Regions from separate parts of the Homo sapiens genome. Here region 1 is linked to region 2. Evidence: chromatin contacts called from ENCODE Hi-C or POLR2A ChIA-PET data. All regions are on one chromosome and are shown on one strand. Each heading gives the region's core, a stretch centred on a gene start or an enhancer-like site at or near the end of the contact. The rest is flanking DNA. Distances are from core to core; before and after follow the strand shown.

Region 1 (3,469 bases), core at 478-2,977, 140 kb before region 2:
AGGAGACTAGGGGAAAAAACAAGAAAAGCAATGCTAAAATATATTTTCCAAAATATGTTAAATTTCAGCCGGGCCTGGTGGCTTACGTCTGTAATCCCAGCATTTGGGGAGGCCAAGGCGGTGGATCACATGAGGTCAGGAGTTTCAGACCATCCTGTCTCGAATTCCTGACTCATGGCAAAACCCCATCTCTACTAAAAAATATAAAAATTAGCCAGGCACGGTGGTGGGTGCCTGTAATCCCAGCTACTGGGGAGGCTGAAGCAGGAGAATTGCTTGAACCCAGGAGGTGGAGGTTGCAGTGAGCTGAGATCGCGCCACTGCACTCCAGCCTGGGAGACAGAGTGAGACTCTGTCTCAAAAAAAAAATTAATTAAAATAAAATAAATAAATAGAAACAAAATATATTGAATTTGAAAAGAAATTCTTAAGGTAAAATGATTTCTCAAGGTGTTTGGACATTCAGTAAACAGATAACCTGACCAGCATCATAGTCTGGGGGAAGACAAGGGTGATCTACATTATTTTAGGTTCCCCTTGGTTTGATGAGGAATTTATTATCTATTATGAGACGTGTATAACTCCCAAGAATCTATACTGAACAATCCAGGACAGTATACATTGAGAACTATGTTGTGGTTCTCTGGGGCTATAGGAATTCAAAGGAGCCTAAAACAACTAGGCAAGAAACGGCCAGAGGCTGAAGCTCCAGGGAGGAACTGAGAGTTGAGGTCGGTCTTAAGTGACAGGGACAATGCCCAGTGTGTTCTGGAGAAAGGTGAGGGCCTTCCAAGAAAGGGAGGCACTGTGGGCCAAGTCATGGAGGTGGGAAAATGAGCCCGATAGGTTAATGGAAGCATGAAAGAACTAGCCTTCCATGAGCAGAAGTGAGCCGGGGCCCAGACACATTCTAAAGGCCACTGCAAGTCTGTGGGGGGACTTCAGTTGCAGCAGGGAAGGGAAATGGAGTCTCTGAAAATTTTAAGCATGAGTCCTGTGATAAAAATGGTGTTTAAAGAAGATTGATCTGGCAGCGAGGTACTCCGGGAGAGACTGAGAGATTGTCCTTTGGGTAGCAGCAGCCTATATATTTATATGCTGTAGAGTCTTAATTTGAGAGATTAGCTGTTTCACCATCCAGTGAACCATTTACCTTCACATTCACTTACACATTTAATCTAACATTTTAAATGTATTTCTGGAATATTAGTTCAATATTTTATATCAAAATACCGCATACATTGCATTGTGCCACTTCCAATCCTCACAGACCAAGGGTAGGTAAAAATGCATCAGTGGGTCCTCTATTAGGGACTGAGTTGTATTAATAGACAAGGCAGGTAGGGTGTCTGCCCTCAAAAAGCTTATCCACTGAGATTGGCCATAAGCAAATCATTACACCATACTGAGTTACAATTGTGGTAAATGCTAAGAAGTACTAGGTAATAGGGGGAAGTTTGACAGAGGGTTCTAACACAGACTTAAGGCCCGACGATTTGGGGAAAGTCTTCTTGGGGAAGTGATATTCAAAATGAGATCTGATTGGAGTGGAAGAAGGTAGAGCAGAAGCTGAAGGGTGTTAGAAATTCTGAGAAGAGGAAATTGCACTTGTGAGGGCCCTGGGGTGAAACAAAGTCCAGGGCATTCAAGGAACTGAAAGAAGGCCCACTGGGCTGGAGTGGGGAGGCTGGACCAGGGCCGCAGGAAGAGAGGCTGGCGGGAGGCAGATGGCACCCGGCCTCATAGACCGCAGGAAGGGCTTTCAGGATATATCTCCATCTTCCTCAGAGGGTGCCCTCCACCCTCCCCTGCCATGAGTCACAGTGACTTCCTCATCCATGCTTACTGTCCTCTCTGATCAAATTCTCAAATCTAACTTCAGACACTACCCGAGCCACATTAGTGCAAGTAGCCCCCTTGGAGCACAGCCACATCTTAGAACTCAAGGTCAACTGAAAGCACTCTACCTCTGGCATCCTACATGTTGCGATTCTCTATCCTGACCATAGCCACTTATCCCTACGTCTCCCACTGAACTTCTGTTTGACCTCAGAAACACCTTCTGTTCCCTTCACTGTCCCGGAACTCTTTACTAGGCTTTCCTCTGGCTCCTCATCTATCCTGGCACAGAGCTCAAGCTCAGTGACATTGAGCTGCACCGTCACTGGTGCCTGATAGTTCTCTTTCTGCTTGACCTTCTACCACTCTCACATTCCCGCACTTTGCTCTAGAGGAAAGATGAACCTGTTTTCTCTGCTTCACTCCTAAGCTCTGCTGGGAAGCTTAGGTCACCTCCTGGTGATGTTACTACTGATTCATGCGGCTAACTTCAACTTGACCCTCGTACCATTTGATAACCACTTATGATTGATTGTTTATTTCATTCCTCTTAACCACTTTTACATTTCAAACTTTATCATCCTAACTCCCAACTAGGTTCCCCCTCTACATTTGTTTTCTATCTTAGGGATGGGCACTCCATCCTTGATTTCCCCATGCCACGAACCCGGGAGTCTTCTGGACTCCTCCTTCCTCACCCTTACATTCAGACGGAAGCCAAATCTCATTAATTGTATCAATTAAGCCCCTCTCTTTTCAGTTTCCTTTTCTCTATCCAATAGTTGTTTCCCAAACTCAAACTGTCATTGCTTTTCTTGCTTCTCATCAGGAATTCTTCCAATTCTTCCTCCACATGGCCTCAGATGTGAAATCTTTGATTTAAACTCATCAATGACTTCCATTCCTGTAGGAGGAAAGTCCAGCCTCCTTATACAGAAAACAGGACCTCTGTAGCCTGGCCGTCACTCACCTCTCCAATTTTTTTGCCCAGGCATGCCACCTCCTTCTCCTACCCCAATTCTCCCCTTGAACCTTACACACTAGCGGTTCAAACTTGCCCTCCCTCTAACCCACTATGCTACTGGCTGCCTCTGGACATGGTGCTCCCTCTGGCCAGAGTGTTCCCACCCAGGTTACTCTTTACATACTTGAAATATTTGCGATTCAGTACACAAGTTACAAGAAGCCTCCTCTGAACCGCCTTCCCTCCCTCCTCCATAGGTTGTCCTGATCACTCCTTCCTCTGTGCTCCACTCCACCCAGTGGATATTTCTATTAGAGCACTTATTATACTTAGTTGTAATAATTTGTTTTCAAATCTCTCTCCTTTAAAGCCATTATGCACTCCTTGAAAACGGGTTTCTGTGTTATTCGACTTTGCACGCTTGGTGCCCAGCACAGCTCCTGGCCTGCAGCAGCCACTCGAAGATGTCACCAGACCAAAGGACAATCTCTGGCTTGGTGAATGATCTCATGGTCTACCTTACTGAGATGAACTCCTCTGAAGGGGTGGGTTGCCCCTCCACACCTGTGGGTGTTTCTCGTTAGGTGGAACGAGAGACTTGGAAAAGAAAAAGACACAAAGTATAGATAAAGAAATAAGGGGACCCAGGGAACCAGCGTTCAGCAT
Region 2 (3,601 bases), core at 1,101-3,600:
CCAAGTAGCTGGGATTACAGGCACCCACCACCATGCCCAGCTTATTTTTGTATTTTTAGTAGAGACAGGGTTTCACCATGTTGGCCAGGCTGGTCTCGAGCTCCTGACCTCAGGTGATCTGCCCACCTCGGCCTCCCAAAGTGCTGGGATTACAGGCGTGAGCCACGGTGCCCGGCCTAGCATTGAACTTTTCAGCATGGAGTCTCAGCAGGTGGAAACGGTATGAGGCTCCAGCACATGGGCGTGGCTGGTGCTTGCCAATTAACCTGCTGAGCAGCAAGATTCTATTTGGTTTTTGGGGGCAAAGGTCACTCAAGGTCAGAATAAATTTCACAAATGAGTAGCCAAATAAAGAACTCATGAATATCGAGTGTCTCACATATATTACAGTGTTATGAATCTCAGGTATCCTGGCGCTGCCCTTCCTTCCTCTTCCTGTGTGTATACGTATGACCCACTTGATCTTTCTAACCTGTCTCTCATGCTGCTAACTGATCTTCCTATACTTAAACATGAGTTTCACTTATTTCAGTTGATTTCTTCTTTAGCAGAATTGAATATTCTCAAACAATACTACCAATGCATATTATGGCCTTCTGCCATCTCACATTTTCTACTTACTTTATTATCTACCTAACTAAAGTGCCATGAACACAAGAATTTTCATTTGTTTTCTTCACCAATGTACCTAGATGTGTACTTAAAAAATAATTATTGAAAAAAATGAAAGAAATTCTGAAAACCATGAGGCTTAAATCAAATAATATTTGAATTGTACTAGAACAGGAGAGAAAATGACTTGGAGCAGGATGAGAAGGTGAAATTGAAAGCCCATGCTATGGTCCCTGCCCTGCTGATGTCAATCTCTTCCCAGGCCCATGGGTGTGGGAGTGCTTAGATGCTCATTCTGAAATTCTGGAGATCACCCATTCTTCTGGAATTGCTCACTTTTCTTTCTATGCTCTCCAAGTAGCTGTTCTTTGGCCCACTTGACTCACAGTCAAACTAGTTTCAATCTTGTACTCCTGAAACATTTGTTTAATGAATGAATATCCTGTTACAGGTTGCCCCAGGACTTCAGAGCCCTGATGAGGACTGATACTTAAATGACATCAGATATTAACCCCAATGAGTTTGTGCTTCCTTCAATCTGCAGGGCTTCATTCAACCTGAAGTTGCCCCCTGGAGGGCCCTGAGCACATCCAGGCCTAAGCCTTCGCGTTAGTCTGCTCAGGCTGCTGTAACAAAAGATCGTAGCCTGGGTGGCTTAAACAACAGAAATCTATTTCTCACAGTTCTGGAGGCTGGGAAGTCAAAAATCAAGGTGCTGGCTAATTCGGTTCCCTGGTGAAGGCTGTCTTTCTGGCTTGCACACATTTGTCGTCTTGCAACATGGTCACATGCCTTTCTTTGGTGCACGTTCACACAGAGAGAGAGAGAAAGAGAGGGAGAGAGAGAGAGACCTCTTCCTTCCATAATAAGGTCATAAGGCCACCAGTCATACAGGATTAGGGCCCCACCCTTATGCCCTCGTTTAACCTTAACTACCTCCTAAAGACCTGTCTCCAAATATAGTCACATTGGGAGCTAGGACTTCAATATATGAATTTTGAAGGGATAAAATTCAGTCCATAGAAGACCTAATTTCTTCTTCCCGCACAATGTCACTTTCCTTTTTTAATGTTATTATTAACTTTTAAAAAATGTATACATCTCCTGTAAAATCCACATTTTAATCCTTTGTTATTCCTGGCTTGCTTCACTCATTGATTCTACCTACCCAGCCCCTTTAGACATTAAAGTTTTTATCCGATGCCCATTGATTTAACCAGGGACTATATTTTCCAAACTGAAACTCAGGACATACAACATTATCACTATGAATATGCTTATGGAAGAGTAGAACAAAAAGCCAGAAATTGGGATTGTCTTGGAATAGTATGGATATGCAGAAAATGATGATAAATAACCGAATTCTCCATATTTGTATGACAGTGATTGAGAAGAGTATTAATGTAGCTTGATGCTTGGTGCCACTCAAACCCACCAAAAGTTCTATTTGCCCATTTAGATGTTTTGATGGTGAGGAGCTTGTTGGTGTTGGGCTGTGGAAGATACAAAGGTTGAAGACAGATGCTGTTCTCCATGATAGAGCTTTGCAAGTTTTCTTTGGCCCATGATGTAAAGCAAGAAATTTTACTTTACAACCCTGCAGACTGTGATGCATTCTGATCTGTTCTATTCTATTCTATTCTTTCTACAATGGGTGTTATAGCCTACATAATTGGTTTTCAAAACATGACTCTATTGCTATGTGCATTGGAAAAAACACAGTTCTTGTGGGCTGGGTCCAATAGGTTTTGGTTTCCTTTCTGTTAAAAAATATTTTGATTAGCATGAAGGTCTTTTTGTTTGTTTATTTTTGTGTTTTAATACATGTAGGTACTAGACTAGTATCTAGAAATAATTTCATGCTCTTAGAAACGTATCTGCTGGAACTTTTCTATTCACAGATCAGAGATTTTTGGAACTGGAAGGAACTGCAGGGGTCAAGTCAGAATACATGGCTCAGGAGTCTTTATGTTGAAGCTCCAGTGTTTGGATGCAGTGATCTTAAAAACGCAATTCACAAAAATTGTTCTCTTTGTTTTTTGACTCTTCTAACAGAACTCATCTTCAATTTAGTTTGCTAATTGCCTGTGTGCCATGATCTTGTTCTCCTTTGCAGAGCTCACAGGATGGGTTTTTGTTTTGTTTTGTTTTGTTTTGTTTTTAGTTTCCTTGCTGTTTTTCCAGGTCACAGCACCGCAGTCGATTGGTGATTGTGGTTTGAGGTCACCTACAGAAGGCGGGGCGGGGAACCCAAAGATTTTATTGCACACCTCAAATTGCTCTCTGATGACACCAAGAGCGTCAAAGTCCTGAGGCCGAGTTGTCAGTGAACATTCGCCAGGAAAAGCAGGGGTGAAGCTGCTTATGGGCGAAGATGAATCCCGTGCTGCCATCTATTGGTAATGTCATGAAACAGCAATTTTTAATACCACCTGATTTTTAAAAAATTTGTTTTGGGGGGAACTATAGTTCACTGTTACCTGTTCTCCAAATTTATATTTCCCAAGAAGTCTTGATTTCAAGTGAAGGAATCTGTGGATGGGAATGACCCATCTTTAACCCTAATGAACTTTGTCTGTAAAGTGAACCAAGGGGACAGGGGAATTCCCACACCGTCTCATTACTGCCCAAGCCGACACACTTCCCTTTGAGGATGGTTTGAGGGAAGGAGGGACTGTCTGCTTGTCAGAGGGATTTCAAAGAACACACTGTTCTCATCCTTCAGATCTTGCCGATTGCTTCATGGGCTGCCCGAGATTACCATATGTTTTTTGCAAAGGGTGACTTCAAAACAAAACAGAATAGACCCTCTCTGTTTTGAAGCCTGTTGATTCTAAATGCTACACCATTGCAAATAGTTCTCTGGGTTTATTTATTAGCAAGGGAAGCCAGACATCAAGGACCAACCACTTCCATTTTAAAAAGATCCCTGTTCATTAAAAATAAAAATAAAGTAGCCTGGAGTGCAGCGGGGTGATCATGACTCATT

What was found. A loop is a pair of places that touch in the nucleus more often than their neighbours do. ChIA-PET counts read pairs that join two places held with the same protein, here RNA polymerase II (POLR2A). Pooled maps may share reads with other maps.
Region 1: a map of CD14-positive monocyte shows a loop between it and region 2 (3-fold over the local background). The contact joins two enhancer-like sites. A Hi-C loop is called at or near these places in 5 of 168 maps with a recorded cell type or tissue (A673, CD14-positive monocyte, endothelial cell of umbilical vein and 2 more), 3 of 37 single-sample maps with no recorded cell type and 10 of 50 pooled maps. POLR2A ChIA-PET finds 5 or more read pairs at or near these places in 10 of 52 experiments (CD4-positive, alpha-beta T cell, MCF 10A, OCI-LY7 and 6 more).

The regions. Positions count from the first base shown.
Region 1 is chr6:137,845,214-137,848,682 of GRCh38, reverse strand. The region is part of intron 3 of WAKMAR2 (wound and keratinocyte migration associated lncRNA 2); the gene reads left to right. Among named protein-coding and RNA genes, the nearest start is that of TNFAIP3, 20 kb to the left of the region's middle. Within about 2 kb of position 1,727, at least 5 of the 41 ENCODE cell types and tissues checked have a DNase peak (open chromatin) inside an H3K27ac peak, as active enhancers do; they include CD14-positive monocyte and right lobe of liver, where a contact is called at or near this core.
Region 2 is chr6:137,707,445-137,711,045 of GRCh38, reverse strand. No RefSeq gene overlaps it. Among named protein-coding and RNA genes, the nearest start is that of LINC02539, 30 kb to the left of the region's middle. RefSeq lists a silencer at 3,254-3,303. Within about 2 kb of position 2,350, at least 15 of the 41 ENCODE cell types and tissues checked have a DNase peak (open chromatin) inside an H3K27ac peak, as active enhancers do; they include CD14-positive monocyte and right lobe of liver, where a contact is called at or near this core.